Linked DNA regions of Homo sapiens: all the other regions are linked to region 1. A link is an interaction called in ENCODE POLR2A ChIA-PET data of the cell type or tissue named here. Cell type or tissue: OCI-LY7. All regions are shown on one strand.

Region 1 (2,500 bases):
CCCAGACTCCTGAAAGAATTCCAGGGATTTTTCTTGCTTGGAAGTAACTGGACCTCCAGCCCTGAATTCCTCTCCCCAGGAGAGCTTGTTCCCCTGCTCAGAACAAATAACACATTTCCTGGTTAATCAGAGGGCAGAATCGCTGAAGGAAAGTTTGACTGGGCCCCCAGCCTTCCAGACGGGAGCCGCTCATGGGCTTGGATGTTCTGCTCCAGACACTGGGCAGCTGGGACCCCAGCACTGCGCAGCCTCAGCCTCCAGTTTGGAAGGTGCAGGCCGTACAGAGAGGTGCCGACTCCCTCCTGTGTGAGGTTGTTAAGGCCCGCAAAGGCTGCCAGAACCATTCCACCTTAGGTGCCATGACCTGGCGTCCCCTCAAGAATTCACAACCACCCTGCCCTGGTCTGCCGGTGCCTGTCTCCTCCAAGTGGGTATGACATGCTGGCTGGTGGTGATAGCCATGGTATGGATGTTCCTGCAAAGGTAAGGTGAGCTGGCCTGTATTTCAGAGTGTGCTGGAAAGGGCCCTCCCACAAACATGTGGTGAACATTTACGTCTTCTGTGAGCGGAGCACAGTTCTGAGCTCATTTCCGTCTTCTGTGAATGCAGCACAGTTCTGAGCTTCATTTGGCTTCTACTTTCTTATCTGAAAGTTGAGATAATGATGTTCTTTTTGCCATTTTTCTCTTCAGGACAAACTAGCTAGCCAGCCCTGTTTACCCTGTCATGGGGCTAGGGGCAGGTGTCAATTACTACTCCTCCATTTACCAACTGATATTTCATTTATTGTTTGTTTGTTTGTTTGAGACAGGGTCTCACTCTGTCACCCAGGCTGGAGTGCAGTGGCACAATCTCGGCTCACTGCAGCATCCACCTCCTGGGTTCAAGCAATCCTCCAGCTTCAGCCCCCCAAGTAGCTGGGACTGTAGGTGCACGCCACCAAGCCTGGCTAATTTGTATTTTTTGTAGAGACGGGGTTTTGCCATTTTGCCCAGGCTGGTCTTGAACCCCTGGACTCAAGTGATCCTCCCGTCTCGGCCTCCTAAAGTGTTGGGATTATAGGTGTGAGCCACCACATCCAGCCTTGGTATTTCTTGAGCACTCAGAAGGTACCAGGCACTGTGCCAAGTCATCTTATAGTCACTTCCTTGTTTAATGAGAAGCGCTATTGATGAAGGAAGTGCTATTATTTCCCCACATAGCAGATGAGGAAATGAAGGCTCGGGGAAGTAAATGACTCATCCACAGTCACAAGCCAGTAGGTGGCTGCGCTGGGATTCACTCCTGGTTTGTCTGGTCCCAGATGCTAAACCAATGCCAGCTTCCAGGGGAAGGGAGACCACCGACAGCTGCATTTTTCTCAGAGCTGGAAGCATGCACAGCTGTTTGTGGTGTGGTGGGGGTGCTAATGGCTGCATGGGACTGTGGTCACAGGTCAGCCCCCACCAAGCATCCCCCATTCTCCTCAGGCCTGTTTACCAGCTAGGGGTCCGCTCTGAGTCAGGGCGGTGAATCTGATTCGCACCCACAGAGAAGAAGGAAGGAAGTCACAGCCACACTCACCCCACCTCCATCAAGTAGTCTGCAGTTGCTGAATAGAGCTCATCTCAACTCGTAGCTTTTCTCTTTGGGAAAGAGAAATGACATACATACAATGTCTATTTAGCTCTGTGTGGTAGAGGTGTTGCCATTCCCATTTCACAAGCCCAGAGGGGTAGTCGCTTGCTCAAGGCCACACAGCTGGGAGTTGAGCCAGGATTCAACTAAAAAGTCTGAACAACTCCAAAGTCCATGCTGTTTTCCCTGCAGCACACTGCACTCACACCAGGGTGTCCTGCAATGATGGGAAATGGGCAGCTCTTTCAAATCACTTAGTTCACTTCGCTTCCCTTCATTTCCAGTCTCTGGTGCATGGGTGGGCTGATCTGAAAGCTCCGTGCCATTCACTATAAGCTGAGATGTCATTTCCTATTTACCTGCATAAATTCCTTCAGTCCCTGGCTGGGGGTGGAGGGGTGGAGGAATCTTCTAAACCCCCGGGGGAGCCTGAAGCATAACTTCTCCTCAAGCACAGTCTCTGAAGACCTGAGCAGGACAACAGTGTGAGCAGCTGGAAGACCTCCTCCCTGTAATTCCTCCCAGTGAGACCAAGGGGACTTCATATGCTCTGCTGGAGGTGGAGAGAGTTACCCAGATGGGGAGAGCTCATGTACCTGGATTATTCTTTCAAAATCCCCAGGAAGAAAACCCTGTGGGCTGGGGGATTGTGCAGGCCTATCTAGGCTTCTAGAATGGCTGTGCAGGAATTTGAGGACAAAAAAGGACAAGAAGCAGCTTCCCTTGGCTGTCGCTGGCATCTTCCAGCCTGTGCCCACCTTGGCTTTGAGCTGGGTCATAGTAACACTCCTCACACCCTGAGGGATGAGGGATGCAGGGGCAGAGAGGAAGGTCTACAGTAGGGTCTTTCCTAAAACAAGCTCTCCCCAGGGAGGCCTGCAA
Region 2 (2,500 bases), 1.6 Mb before region 1:
ATACTCAGTATTTATTTCTGATTTTCTTCATTTATTCTGCTCCAGTCATACTGTTGGCCTTGCTATTCCTCCCTCAAATACACCATTCCTGCTTCAGCCTCTTTGTATTTGTCTTTTCCTTTGCTTGGAAGTCTCTTTCCCCCAGATATGAATAGGGCTTCCTGCCTCTGCCTCTTTTAAATCTTTGTTCTAATCTTCACCTTCTTGGTGAGGCCTAATCGCTGTATTTAAAATAAACTACTCCATAGCTCTCTTCCCTAATTTATTTTTCTACAAAGTACATACCATCTTTCAATGTATTATAATTTATTTTGTTTATCATCTATAGGTAACAGATAAGCTTTGCTTATGATTATGAAAGTTAATTCTCAATCAGTTTCACATGGCAAAACACATAAACCTGTGTTGAAATAAGTAGTTGGTAATCTTTTAGGCTGCTTAAAGTGGACATTAGTATTTATCAAAGATGAGAAATGTTTTCTGATTTTCCATGAGAGACCAATCTTTTTTATTTTTGTTTTGAAATGGAGTCTCGCTCTGTCACCCAGGTTGGAGTGCAGTGGCGCGGTCCCAGCTCACTGCAACCTCTGCCTCCCAGGTTTAAGCAATTCTCCTGCCTCAGTCTCCCGAGTAGCTGGGACTACGGGCGCCTACCACCATTCCTGGCTAATTTTTGTATTTTTAATAGAGACGGGCTTTCACCATGTTGGCCAGTCTGGCCTCGAACTCCTGACCTTGTGATCCGCCCGCCTCAGCCTCCCAAAGTGCTGGGATTACAGATGTGAGCCACCGCGCCCAGGAGAGGCCAGTTATCTTAAAGGAATATCCATAAAAATTAGCTGTTAACTGGTATTTTTGCCTTCACCTTTGAAGTCCAGCCTATCAACAAGCAAGTTTTGGCAGCTCCAAATAAAGGGGAATATGTTATGGAAAAATTTGAAGTGAATGGAATGGGTATATTGGCATAAACGAAAATTAAATATATCTGGTTAACTCTGCAGAATGAATTACACATTTAAAAACCATAAAATATAACTTAAATACCAAGAATATAGAGTTTTACTTTTTTTTTTTTTTTAGACGGAGTCTTACTCTGTCGTTCAGGTTGGAGTGCAGTGGCGCGACCTCGGCTCACTGCAACATCTGCCTCCCAGGTTCAAGCAATTCTCCTGCCTCACCTTCCAGAGTAGCTGGGATTACAGGTGCGCACCACCACACCTGGCTAATTTTGTTTGTTTGTTTGTTTGTTTTCTTTTGAGACAGAGTCTCACTGTGTCACCCAGGCTAGAGTGCAGTGGCGCGATCTCGGCTCACTGCAACCTCGGCCTCCCGAGTTCAAGTGATCTCCTGCCTTTGCCTCTTGAGTAGCTGGGATTACAGGCACCCGCCACCACACCCAGCTAGTTTTTGTATTTTAGTAGAGACGGGGTTTCACCATGTTGGCCGGGCTGGTCTCCAACTCCTGACCTCAAGTGATCGGTCTGCCTCGGCCTCCCAAAGTGCTGGGATTACAGGGGTGAGCCACTGTGCCCAGCTAATTTTTTTTTTTTTTGAAACTGAGTCTTGCTCTGTCGCCAAGGTGGAGTGCAGTGGCGCAGTCTTGGCTCACTGCAACCCCTGCCACCCAGGTTCAAGCAATTCCCCTGCCTCAGCCTCCTGAGTAGCTGGGACTACAGGCGCACACTACCATGCCTGGATAACTTTTTGTATTAGATACGGGGTTTCGCCGTGTTGGCCAGGATGGTCTTGATCTCCTGACCTTGTGATCTGCCTGCCTTGGCCTCCCAAAGTGCTGGGATTACAGGCATGAGCCACCTCACCCAGCCCAGTGTTTATATTTTTAGTGGAGACAGGGGTTTCACCATTTTGGCCAGGCTGGTCTCGAACTCCTGACCTCCAGTGATCTGCCCGCCTTGGCCTCCCAAAGTGCTGGGATTACAGGTGTGAGCCACCGCCCCTGACCGAGAGTTTTAGTTTTTAAGCATTATTTATATCTAATATTATTGGGGGAAAAGTGGTTTTAAAAATGAGTTCATGGCCCAGTCTTGTAACCATTGTGAGGCTAGGCACTGGGCCATTGCTAGAATATAGTATGCGGCATGAGATAGCATAATAAATTTGTTTATTGAAGTCCTCAGAGTTTGTTTACTGATTTATTCATTAATCAGTTTATTCAACAGGTATGAAAACCAACTATCCTAAGAAAGCACTGAGATAGGCTATTATAATGATAATAGAAGAGCTTCTGTAAGTAGGACAGTAGCCCTTTCTGTTTTAAAAAGAGATACCACCCCCAGTTTTTGGTTTTGGTCAAAAAGTTTTACAGAAAGTTTATTTTAAAACTCAACACATTTACAGTCTTGCAATCTTGTGTTTTTCATTGTTAATATGTACTGATAACCTACCTACTGTTTAAAACATTTCTAATACCTCATTTGCCAAGTATATTAAATCCTCCTAAGGGCTGGGCGCAGTGGCTTATACCTGTAATCCCAGCACT
Region 3 (2,500 bases), 250 kb after region 1:
CAACAGAGCGAGACTCTGTCTAAAAAAAATCATAATCATAGTAATTAAACTGGCAGAACTGATATTTTAACCAACAGGGACACTACAACGATACCCTGGATATGTTAAATTTGATATAAGTACTAGACAGACATCTAAATGTCAAGATGTCAAGAAAGCAATTGGAGACTGGGTGCAGTGGCTCATGCCTGTAATCCCAGCACTTTGGGAGGCAGAGGCGGGTGGATCACGAGGTCAGGAGTTCAAGACCAGACTGGCCAACATAGTGAAACCTTGTCTCTACTTTAAAAAATACAAAAATTAGCCGAGTGTGGTGGCGGGCACCTGTAGTCCCAGCTACTTGGGAGGCTGAGGCAGGAGAATTGTTTGAATCCAGGAGGTGGAGGTTGCAGTGAGCCAAGATCACACCACTGCACTCCAGCCTGGGTGACACAGCAAGACTCCGTCTCGAAAAACAAAAAACAAAAAACCAGAAAGCAATTGTAGAAATAAGCCTGGGGTTCAGTCAGGGAGATCTGGGCTAGAAATGTAAAATTGAGGGTGGTCAGCATGTGGCTGGATGAGGTCACGAAGGGAGTAAATGTAGACAGAGAAGGGAGGAGGGCCAAGGTCCAAGTCCTGGGACACAGGGACATGAAGAGGCTGGGGGCATGAGCTGGCATCAACCAAGGCAACTGAGAAGGAGCAGTCAGAGAGGCAGGGGGAAACCTAGGGGTGTGCGAGGTCCTGGCAACCAAGTGAAGTAAATGTTTCTAGGAGGAGGGAGAGGCCAAGTCACAAAGGGATAGTAAATTGGCCATTTGAATTAGTAATGTGGAGTCACTGGGAATCTTGATCAACAGTTTTGGTGGAGTACAGGGAGAAAAAAGCCTGATTGACGTGGATTTAAGGGAGAGGACAAGAAGAGGAGTAGGTGACATTGAATCTGACAACTCTTTCAAGGAGTTTTGTAAAGAGGACAGAAATGAGACAGTGCTGAAAGAGAAAATGGGGTCAAGAGAGAGTTTTTCAAGATAGGCAGAATAACAGCATATTTGTAGGCTGATAACAATGTTGCTGCAGAAAGATGAAATATGTTAATGTAGGCAAGAGGGGGAGAATTTCTGGAGCCATGTGCTTGAGTAGGAAGGAGGGGAAGAGATCTAGTGCACACAAGGAGGGATTGACTTTAGACAGGGGAATGCTCAGTTCATCCATGCAGCAAAAGGAAGAGCAGTGGAGGCACACCAGTACAGGCAGGTGGATAAATGTGATGGGAACTGGTGGAAATTTTCTTTTGATTGTTTCCATTTTCCCCATGACATTGCCACTGGTATTAATCTTCTAAAATGTAGCTAGCTCTGCTTATGCCCCTCTATGGAATCAAAGTCTTTGCTAGCTTCCTGTGGACTAGAAGGTTCAGATGTCTCAGCTCTTCACAAACATGGTCTCGATCTAACTCCTTTGGAGCCACTACCCTCAACAATTGCCTGTGTCCAGCTGTCCTGGACTTTGTGTTCACTGAACAGGCCAGGCTCCTTCCAGCCTCCGTGTCTTTGCATTTACATTCTCTTGGCCCGACCAGCCCTTCTCCCACTTTTCCACGGACAAACTCTTATTCCTCTTTCAAAATCCAACTGAAATGTCACTTCCTCTCTGAAGTGATCAATGCATCTTCCCCTTTGGTCTGTGAGCTCCCTCTTTGTGTTCCCAAGTAGTGCCTGACTGCCAGATGTTACCAGATGTTTGCTAACTCCATTGAATAAATTGTCCATAAATACTTCATTTATATTGATTTTTGTCTCCTCAATAGACAATACTTTATTTCAGATCTCTCTAGCACCTAGCATGGAGGCTTGTGCATGGAACAAAATCAATGCAGACAGAAAGACAGACGGGTAGATAGAGTCATTGAGGAGAAGAGCATAGAACCACTAAAGCTGCTGAATCTCCCTTGTGGGTTATTCAAGGTATTGTTTCTGAGGTTCCGTGTAGTCTGTGTGCTCCAGAAGACAGATCTACTAGGGTAACAGATGGGACCAGTGTGTTTAATGAAGCAACAATGAACAGAAATATCTTGAGGCCAGAAACTGGAAATCCAGCCAGACTCCACTGTGGCTGGGTACCCAGAGATGTTTACGCCCATGCAATCATGGAAACTCTGCCTCTGGGCTGCTGAGAAACAGGAAACCTCTGTGCTGAGGCCGGCGTGCTGCCCACAGCCCTTTATCTGGGTAAGTCTGCATGAAGCAGTGATGCTTTCTGTTTGAAAATTAGCTACTAGCACTCTCATATTCACTGATGGAGGTAGCAATTGTCATAATCCTTTAAAAATAGCTTTATTGCATCTCTTAGACGATGAAAGTAATGTAGGATCATTTTACTTCCCAAATATAGAAATGTATTAAGAGGAAAAGAAAGACACTCTAATGCCACTCCCAGAGAAAATCAGTTAAAATTTTGGTGTTCATCATTTTTGCCAAGCTCTTTTCTCCATGTACAGAGAAGTTTATAATTTCTC

The links. Peaks named below come from ENCODE experiments on the same cell type or tissue, not always from the same donor. Only the 100,000 strongest peaks of a DNase experiment are listed, where the experiment ranks them.
Region 2: POLR2A ChIA-PET joins it to region 1 with 5 read pairs; 2 of 35 experiments call an interaction of 5 or more read pairs at or near these places.
Region 3: POLR2A ChIA-PET joins it to region 1 with 7 read pairs; 5 of 35 experiments call an interaction of 5 or more read pairs at or near these places.

What each region holds. Positions count from the first base shown.
Region 1 is chr14:74,617,020-74,619,519 of GRCh38, forward strand. No RefSeq gene overlaps it. Among named protein-coding and RNA genes, the nearest start is that of LTBP2, 6.0 kb to the left of the region's middle. RefSeq lists an enhancer at 510-1,709. In OCI-LY7, no CTCF peak of the experiment used is centred here; a DNase peak (open chromatin) is centred at 1,162.
Region 2 is chr14:73,063,892-73,066,391 of GRCh38, forward strand. The region is part of intron 1 of RBM25 (RNA binding motif protein 25); the gene reads left to right. Among named protein-coding and RNA genes, the nearest start is that of RBM25-AS1, 5.7 kb to the left of the region's middle. RefSeq lists enhancers at 1,057-1,557, 1,558-2,058. In OCI-LY7, no CTCF peak of the experiment used is centred here; no DNase peak of the experiment used is centred here.
Region 3 is chr14:74,865,809-74,868,308 of GRCh38, forward strand. All of the region lies in intron 2 of PROX2 (prospero homeobox 2), which reads right to left. Among named protein-coding and RNA genes, the nearest start is that of PROX2, 9.1 kb to the right of the region's middle. In OCI-LY7, no CTCF peak of the experiment used is centred here; no DNase peak of the experiment used is centred here.